Regions from separate parts of the Homo sapiens genome. Here region 2 is linked to region 1. The links are chromatin loops, found by intact Hi-C in ENCODE. Cell type or tissue: IMR-90. All regions are shown on one strand.

Region 1 (5,000 bases):
AGCTTTCTGCATATGGCTTGCCAGTTTTCCCCACTTATTAAATAGGGAATCCTTTCCCCATTGCTTGTTTCTGTGAAAAAATGTCATCAGTAGTTTCATAGGAATACCATTGAATCTGTAAACTGCTTTGGAGAGAATGGCCATTTTAAGAATTTTGATTCTTCCTATTCATAAGCAGGGAAAATTTCCCATTTGTTTGTGTCCTCTGATTTCTTTGACCATTCTTGTTGTACATATCCTTTACTTCTTGTTGTAATTCTTGTTGTAGATATCCTTTACTTCCCGGTTAGCTATATTCCTTGGTATATATGTTGTAATTCTTGTTAATTTCCTTGTTGTAATTCTTGTAATATTCCTTGGTATATATGTTGTAATTCTTGTTATAGATATCCTTTACATCCTGGTTAGCTATATTCCTTGGTATTTTATTCCTTATGTGGCTATTGCAAATGGGATTGCATTCTTGATTTGGTTCTTGGCTTGGGTGGTATTGGTGTGTAGAAACACTACTGACTTTTGCCCATTGATATTGTATGTTGAAACTTTGCTGAAGTTGTTTGTAGGATTCAGGAGCCTTTGGGCAGTGACCATGGGGTTTTCTGGGTATAAAATCATATCATAAGTGAAGAGACATAGTTTAACTTTCTCTCCTCCTATTTGGATGCCATTTATTTCTTTCCCTTGCCAAATTGCTCTGGCTAGTACTTCCACTACTGTGTTGAATAGGAATGGTGAGAGTGGGCATCCTTTTCTTGTTCAGGCTCTCAAGAATAATCTTGTTTATTCTTTCAAAGAACCTACTTTTGGTTTCCTTGATCTTTTTTATGACGTTCTTCATCTCCATTTTGTTCAGTACAGCTCTGATTTTGGTTATTTCCTTTCTTCAGTTAGCTTTGGGGTTAGTTTGCTCTTGTTTTTTAAGTTTATCTAGGCATGATGTTAGGTTGTCAATTTGAGAACTTTCTAACTTTTTCTTGTGGGTGTTTAGTGCTATAACCTTTCCTCTTGATTTCTGCCTTAATTTCATTGTTCACCCAAAAGTCGTTCAGGAACAAGATTGTTTAATTTCCATGTAATCATATGGTTTTGAGGGATCTTCTTGGTATTAGTTAGAATGATTTCCATTTCTTAAAACTTGAGAATTGTTTTATGACCCAGTATGTGGTCCATTTTAGAGTATGTACCATGTGCAGATGAGAAGAATATATATACTGCTGTTATTGGGTGGAGTGTTCTGTGGCTGTCTGTTAAGTCCATTTGGTTAAATGTGGAGTTCAGGTCCTGAATATCTTTGTTAGTTTTCTGCCTCAATGATCTGTCTAATACTGTCAGTGGGATGTTGAAGCCTCCAACTGTTGTTATGTGGTTATTTAAATCTTTTCATAAGTCACTAAGAACTCGTTTTATGAATCTGAGTGTTCCAGATGCATATATATGTTTTTATATATTTAGGATAATTAGGTCTTCTTGTTGATTGAACCCTTTATCATTATGTAATGCCCTTGTCATTTTTTATTGTTTTTGGTTTAAAGTCTGTTTTGTCTGAAATAAGATTAGCAACCTTTGCTCACTTTTGTTTTCTGTTGGTTTGATAGATCTTTCTCCATCACTTAGAGTCTATGGATGTAATTGCATATGAGATGGATCTCTTGAAGACAGCATACAGTTGGGTCTGGTTTCTTTATCCAACTTGCCACTCTTTCAAGTGGGAGCATTTAGCCCAGTTACATTCAAGGTTAATATCAATGTGTGAATTTGATCCTGTCATGGTGGTATTGGCTGGTTCTTATGCAGACTTAATTGTAAAGTTGCTTTATGGCATCAATAGTCTATGTACTTAAGTGTGTTTTTGTAGTGGCTGGTAATGGTTTTCCATTTCCATTGTTAGCACTCCCTTTGGAACCTCTTGTTAGGCAAGTCTGCTGGTAATGAATTCTTTTAGCATTTGCTTGTCTGAAAAAGATTTTATTTCTCCTTCACATATGATGCTTAGTTTGGCTAGATATAAAATTCTTGGTTGGAGAATTTTTATTATCCTTTTTTTTTTCTCTAAGGATGCTGAATATAGGCTCCCAATCTCTTCTGGCTTGTAGGGTTAATGCTGAACGGTCCCCTATTAGCCTGATGGAGTTTCATTTGTAGGTGACCCACTCCTTCTTGCTAGCTACCTTTAATATTTTTTCTTTCATGCTGACCTTGGAGAATCTGATGACTCTCTGTCTTCACCATGGTCCTTTTGTATAATATTTCACAGGGGTTCTCTGAATTTCCTGTATTTGAATGTTGACCTCTCTGGTGAGGTTGGGGGAATTGTCATGGACAATATCCTCAAATATGTTTTCTATGTTTCTTGCTCTCTCTCCTGCTTTCTCAGGGACCCTAATGAGTCATAGGCTTGGTCTCTTTACATAATCTCATATTTCTTTGAAGTTTTCTTCATTTTTAAAAATTCTTTTTTCATTATTGTTGTCTGACTGAGTTCATTCAAAAAGCCGGTTCGAGCTCTGAGATTCTTTCCTCATCTTGTCCTATTCTGCAGTTAATACTTCTGATGGTGTTATGAAATTATTGTAGTAAGTTATTTAGCTCAAGATCAATTTGGTTCTTTCTTAAAATAATCATTTCATGTTACATCCCTTGAATTGTTTTGCTGAATTCCTAAGATTCCTTGTATCAGATTTCTACTTTTTCATAGACTCTATTTGACTTTCATTGGTAAACAGATTCTGATTTATATGTCTGTTACTTCATTCATTTCATTCTGTTTAAGAACCATTGCTGGGGAGCTAGTGCAGCTGTTTGGAGGTAATAAGACACTCTGGCTTTTAGAGCTGCTAGAGTTCTTGCACTTTTTTTTCTCATCTGTGTGGGCTGATATTCCTTTAACTGTTGTGTAATTTGAGTATTGTTAGTCGGCTTCCTTTCTGAATGTTTTTAGAAGGCCAAGACTTTGTGCAGTGTCTTTATTTGTGGCTGAATTCTTGCCCTTGATTTTATAGAGGGTTATATTATTATAGCAAAGTATTTTTGGTGTTGTAGTTTGGGCTGCAATACTGCAGATGGCACTCAAGTGTAATGTTCAGTATAGGCTCTTATCCTGCTGGTGAAGAACAATGGGGTTAGGGCTTACAGGGAAGATTGACTGGCTTCTTCTCCATAGACTGTCTGTGGCATGATGGAGGTGCCGGTAAAGCACCCAGGCTCTTAGTTTCTTTCCCAATCTCGTGCAGTCAGTGCCCTGTATCAGTTCCCAGAGGCAACTGACAGCCTCTCTGCCACTGTTGCTGCAGCCGTACCTGTCCCAGCAAGGTATGGGTACTGCTTCAGTGGCAGTGGCAGAGGGGCTATCAGTTTAGCTGGGAGTGGGACAGCTACTCTGTGGGCCCAAGCTGAGGGCTCTGACTGGTAAAGAGCATGGGGAGTGGAGGCTCATGTGGAAGACAGTCTAGCCTCCTCCCTGTAGGACAGCTGTGGTATGCTGGAGGTGTGAGTAAAGCACTCAGGCTCTTTGTTCCTTCCCCAGACTAATGGCAGCAAGGGAGGGTACTGCTACAAAGCTTTGGCAGAGAGCCTGTGGATTGTCTCCGGGAAGTCCAGCCCAGAGAAATGCAGAGCCACACCTGGCTGAAGTGATCCACTTGTTAATTACTGGTGTATAAGAAAGTGATTGACTTTTGTATTCTGTGATCTTGCTGTAATCGTTTATTAGTCCCAGGAAGAGTATGTATGTGTGTGTGTGTGCGTGTGTGTGTGTGTGTGTGTGTGTGTGTGAATTCTTTGATTGTCTATTGTCTACCTAGACAATTATGCAAACAAAGACAGTTTTATTTCTTCCTTCCCAATCTGGATAATTTTATTTCTTTTTCTTATCTTATTGCATTAGTTAGGAATTCCAGTACAATGTTTAAAAGCAGCAGTGAGAGGAGACATGTTTGCTTTATTCCTGATATTAGTGGGAAGACTTCACATTTCTCACCATTAAGTATGATGTTAGCTGTAGGGTTTTTTTTATAGGTAATCTTTATCAGGTTGAGTAAGTTTCCCTCCATTTCTAGTTTACTGGAGTTTTATTTTTTATTATGAATGGATATTGCATTTTATCCAGTGTTTTTATCTGAATCTATTGATGTGATCATGTGGTTTTTCTTTGTTAGCATGTTGATGTGATGGATTACATCACATCAATTAATTGACTTTTGAAAGTTGAACAAGCCTTGCATACCTGGAATAAATCCCACTTGGTCATGGTGTATAATTTCTATTATACATTGTTGGATTTTATTTGCTAATGTTTTGTTGATATTTTTTGCATTTATGTTCATGAAAGATATTGCATAGTTTCTCTTTCTTGGAATGTCTTTATTTGGTTTTGATGTTATGGTAGTCCTAGCCTTACAGAATGAGTTAGAAAGTATTCCCTCTGCTTTTATATTTTGAAAAAGACTGTAAAAAAATTGGTATAATTTCTTCCTTATATGTTTAGTAGAATTCACCAGAGAATCCATCTGAGCTTGCTTCTTTCTCTTTTGGAAAGTTATTACTTATTTATTAGTGTCTTTAATAAACATAGGACAATTCAGATTATTTCTTCTTGTGTGAGCTTTGGCAAGTTGTGTCTTTAAAGGAATTGGTCCATCTAGGTTATCAAATGTGTGAACATAGAGGTGTTCATAGCATTCCTTTATTATTCTTTTAATGTTCATGGTATCTGTAGTGGTATTCCTTCTTAGTTAGCCTTGCTAGAGGCTTATCAATTATAGTTAATCTTTTCAAAAAACCAGCCTCTGATTTTGTTAATTTCTTCTACTGATTTTCTGTTTTCAAGTATTAATCTATGTTCTAATTCTTATCATTTCTTTTGCTTCATTTGAATTTAATTTGCCCTTCTTTTTCTTGTTTTCTAAAGTGGAAGCTTAGATTATTGATTTTAGATCTTTCTTCTTTTGTAATATATGAATTAAATGCTATAACTATCTCTTAAGCACTACTTTCACTGAAAT
Region 2 (5,000 bases), 350 kb after region 1:
TTTCTTATCATTGACCACGAAACCAAGCAAGAGCAGTCTGGTATTCTGTAATTTGAAACAAAATGTTCTGAGGCTAAAATTGAATGATACGAATTTTCTCATTGTTTCATAAATAATATAATAACAGAGTTAAAACTTAAAAGTAGCAAATGAGTAAATACAGAAAAACTTGAAAATGATTCAACATATTAATTTGATAATTCATTTTTCTTTTCAAAGGGTGTGTGTACTAATGATTATGACTATCTATTACATATATAATATAATTTTAGTGTTTGTTTTTGTTTCTTTTGCTAAGAAAGTAGTTCCTGGTTTGTGTTAAGGAATTAAATATAAAAATTTCAAAGTGCTGTACAAAGATTATAATATTTTGAAGAGTCTCATGATGTCGCTGCCATTTGAACACATTTGAGAACCATTAAGATGGATCATTGTTTGTAAACTACTAAATAATCTGAAGAAACCAGCTAGTTTTATTTGGCACATAAAAATGACTGGGCTATTTTTTATATGCGCAATACATTTAATTTCTAAAGTAACGCACATTTCTTTATTAAAATTATTATATAATATATGCTACTTCTTCTCCAGAAGGACTTAATCTCCAAATATGGTTCTTATTTTCTTAAGTAATTACAAAGACCACGCAGGATGAAAGGTTGGATTTTCAAGGACCTCAATAAACAGTGGTATATGGAATAAAGATTTCATAATAAGGAAGAATTATTAAGAATATTTCCCACTTATTAATAAAATAACAGAACTTTATGTCCCCTTAACATGTGCATTTTAGTCCTGCATATGAATCAATAATTTTGTTTAAAACTTTATGTCTATTGACAAGGGTTCCTGACAAGCTGGCTTTTTCTATTAGCCTATTCCAGGAAGCATCTCTTTTCAACTACATTAGAGTATCTTTAAAGTTGATTAAATGTATTGGCTGGATATAGCTTTCTATTGAAGATGAGAGTGATTTGAAATCACTTAAGAAAAAGATTGCTTATAGAATTTATGGAAACATCCCAAGTACACCAATTTTTACTTTCTTATATTAATTCTTGTTGAAGAGTTTTCTTCTTTGAGCTACCAATTCAGTGTTTTTTTTTTTCCTTAACAATATGTTAGACAAGAGATGGATTCACATGGATCTCTTATTTCTTCTCAGTCCAAGTTCTACACATGAGAAAATTTTGAAACCCCCTTTTTTTTTTTGAGACGGAGTCTTGCTGTCACCCAGGCTGGAGTGCAGTGGCGCTAATTCAGCTCACTGCAACCTCCTCCTCCCAGATTCAAGTTATTCTCCTGCGTCAGCCTCTCAAGTAGCTGTAAATGCCTTTATTTTAAGGAAGAACATGTTTAAAGGTCCAATCTTAAAGGGGTTGATCAATTTTTATGTATGTATATACCCATGTAACTACCACTAAGATCAAGAGACAGGACTTTCTTAGCTCCTCACGAGGTGTTCTTCCCAGTCAGCCCTGCGCCCGAGCTGCCCACCTCTCTGTGTTCTATGACCATCCATGAGGTTTACATCTTGCTGAACTTCATAAATGTTATCATGCAGAATGTCATCCTTGTGTCTGTCTTCTTTCACTTTACATATTGGCTGTATGCAGAGGCTATTTCATCTATTTAAGGCAAATACAGGCTATTTAACACGAGAAATTAAAAAGAAGGTTTTTGTTTTTTTATTTCGTCTCTGATAAAAAAAAAGATCTCCTATTTCTCACCCCCCTTGCCTCTAGCAACAACCATTCTACTCCCTGCTTCTATGAGTTTGACTATTTTAGATACTTAATATAAGAGGAATCATGCAGTATTTGTCTCTATGACTGGCTTACTTTACACAGCGTAATGTCCTCAAAGTTCATTCATGCTGCTGTGTATTATAGAATTTCCTTGTTTTTAAAGGCTGAAGATTATTTCACTGCGTTTATATACCACATTTTCTTTATTCATTCATCTGTTGATGGACATGTAGGTTGTTTTCACATCTTGATTATTGCGAATAATGGTGCTGCAATGAACAAAGGACAGGCATAAAATTTTAGTTATGCAAGATGAATAAGCTCAAGACGTTTACTGTGAAACATTGTACCTATAGTCAACAATAATGTACACTTAAATATTTGCTAAGAGAGTATATCTCATGTTAAGTGTTCTTACTAAGAAATTAATCAATGTGATAATCCCCTTGACAAGATTCTGGTGATTCCTTTAAGGCCTACCTCCCAGAGGAGTTTACCTGCAGTGTGGGAGTTTGTGCCAAATTCAACCCCTTCTGGGCACAGGGTAGCATGTCCATGTCTGCCACCTTGTGGTTAGATGGGGCCACTGACAGCGGAAATTAACCTGTCATTTTTGAGCTGGAGCATTTAGTTGATGGTGGGTGACCATCCAGAGATCTCTTGCTCTCTGCCAGGGTGACAAGCATGTTCTAGAAAGGCGCTGCTGCATTAGCCTGAGGGCGGAATAAATGGATGGTACATAGCAAACCTACCAGTTGACAGACGTTCATGTGAAAAGAAAGAAACCATTGTCGTTTTAAGCTGCTAGGATTTGGTGGTCCTTTGTTATCAAAGCATAACAGTGTATGCTGATAGATTCCGAGGGTGAGATGTAAAATTTGAGTAGGAATCACAGGAAGTGATGAACTCATTATTTTTAACTGTGGTGGTGTAGATGTCAGGAAAAGCTTCACAGAGTTTCTGGTTTTTAAGCTAAATCTTGAGGTTGTGAGCAGTTTTGTACATTTTTTTTTAAGGAAAACAAGCATTAAGTTTGACATGTGCTTTAATATTAGCAATATAACACATTTAAGTTTCCAAAAATTTTCTTATATTGAGTAAGATAATAGACTATTTTTCAAAGAAAACATCCATGAGAACTCCTAGCTTTGACTTAAATTATTTTTATTGTAATAATGCTAAAATATATATTAATTTTTTATATCTATTATGGTTATAGCTCACATATTGCTTTAAATTTGAAGCAAATTTAACATGTCATACTTTAATAAAAAGTTTTCAAAAATTTCTAACAAACTTGGGGGGTTCTAATGAGAGTTCCTTAAGATATAATAAATAATAATTTTTTTTTTGAGACAGAGTCTCACACGGTGGCCCAGGCTGTAGTGCAGTGGCACGATCTCTGCTCACTGCAACTTCCGCCTCCTGGGTTCAAGCAATTCTCCTGCCTCAGCCTCCCGAGCAGCTGAGATTAGTAGCCACCATGCCCGGCTAATTTTTTGTATTTTTATTAGAGACGGAGTTTCACCATGTTGGCCAGGCTGGTCTCGAACTCCTGACCTCGTGATCTGCCTGCCTCAGCCTCCCAAAGTGCTGGGATTATAGGCGTGAGCCACCATGCCCAGCCATAAATAATAATATTCTATATTCTGGTTAAATTTAAAGTTATTTTTACTAAAAGTCTTTAACAAAGTACTTTGGTAAATTGATACCAATGGAAACTCCAAAATTAACAACATTCAAATTAATTTGGCATGACAAATGATGTTTTAATTAATTGCTAAAATTTAGTTTAATGTTATAAAAATATGCTTGGATAGTTTCTATTTTACTTGTGGTTAACTTGAATCCTTAAATTTGATTATTATGGACCATCATCTGAGTCACTAACACCGTTGATATTTTTTTCTTTTAAACACTACACAATTTTAAAATGACTCTAGCATCATTTCAATGAGCCAGTCAATTCAATGCTGTACTCCATATTATAATGTCAAAATAATTTAACAATCTATAACAAAATATTCTTCATATTCTCATTACTACACTTGCTGCTACTGAATGCTTCAAGTTCGTACCTGCAGAGCTAGAATCAGTGTGGTATATCTGTTCTCAATGAATATATGGATTGATTACCATAATGTCAGTCTTTCTGAGTAGAGCTTGCTTATGCTACTGTGTGCCCTCTCATCACTCAATTCCCCTTTGCTCAGTTCTACTCATGTCTCCTTGAAGTACTCTGAAAACATTGTTTTCACATTTGTCAAATATTTATTAACACATGAAGGTTGCCTCTGTTTTTTACCCATTAACTCAAGATAATTAAAATAAAAACAACACATGATCCTGATACATTTTATTGTTTTAAAATGGAAAATTAAAGCCTAAATTTATCCAATAATAAGCAAAAATTTTATTTTATGAAAATACCTTCCAAATAACTTAATACTGCGAAAGCATAGTGTAGCCTTTATACCTAGGAACATATTTCAATATGAGTGCAAAGTCAAATTTGGAATGTTTATTACCATTTTCACAATTAGGACAATGTCTACTATTGAAAAACTTCTAAGGTCTGAAATTCCAATCATATGAATTACGTATTTAGTCACACTGGTAGCTTTGTTTTTTTGTCCTTCATTGCTAAGCAACCAAAAAACGTGGTTAGATAACCTGAAGAGTATAGTATAAACCTGTTTGGGTTTGTTTTGTTGAAATCATGCCTAGAAAATTGCATTTGTGAACAAAATAATTATATTTGCAACTTAATTAGTACTTCACATATGTCAGGAACTTTATGTGTATTATTTTATTTAACCCTCACAACAGTTCAGACAACCTCACTTTAATATATTAAAGTCAGATTATAGATCAACTACTTAAAGTCAGATTATAGATCGACTACTTATAAGATAATTTATATTTAGAAGTATTTAACAAGCCTTTGAAAAATTGGTTGAGCAATCGAGGGGTTGCTATATTGTGCTACCATGCTTTCTTTCTAAACTCAGGCACTCATTTTGATATGAGAGCAGGCCAGGGAAGTGCTAGGTACAGAAGGGCCGAATCCCTGGAGAGGGCTCCACCCTTGGGCCTGTGCCCACAGACCTAAGTGAGAACAGACACTTCTCTTTTCACACCCGAATGTTGCGTTTTCCAAGACCACTCTGGCCTGCGACACCCCCCATCCAGTGCCCATGTAAACCTGAGACTTTATCAGGCACACACACAAGCAGTTGAACATCGAGACCA

The links. A loop is a pair of places that touch in the nucleus more often than their neighbours do. Peaks named below come from ENCODE experiments on the same cell type or tissue, not always from the same donor. Only the 100,000 strongest peaks of a DNase experiment are listed, where the experiment ranks them.
Region 2: it touches region 1 in a loop (2.8-fold over the local background); 8 of 110 quality-filtered maps call a loop at or near these places.

What each region holds. Positions count from the first base shown.
Region 1 is chr5:41,705,231-41,710,230 of GRCh38, forward strand. No RefSeq gene overlaps it. Among named protein-coding and RNA genes, the nearest start is that of OXCT1-AS1, 160 kb to the right of the region's middle. In IMR-90, a CTCF peak has its summit at 3,060; a DNase peak (open chromatin) is centred at 2,951; H3K27ac peaks cover 374 bases.
Region 2 is chr5:42,055,118-42,060,117 of GRCh38, forward strand. No RefSeq gene overlaps it. Among named protein-coding and RNA genes, the nearest start is that of LINC02996, 120 kb to the right of the region's middle. In IMR-90, a CTCF peak has its summit at 2,329 (motif pointing left); no DNase peak of the experiment used is centred here.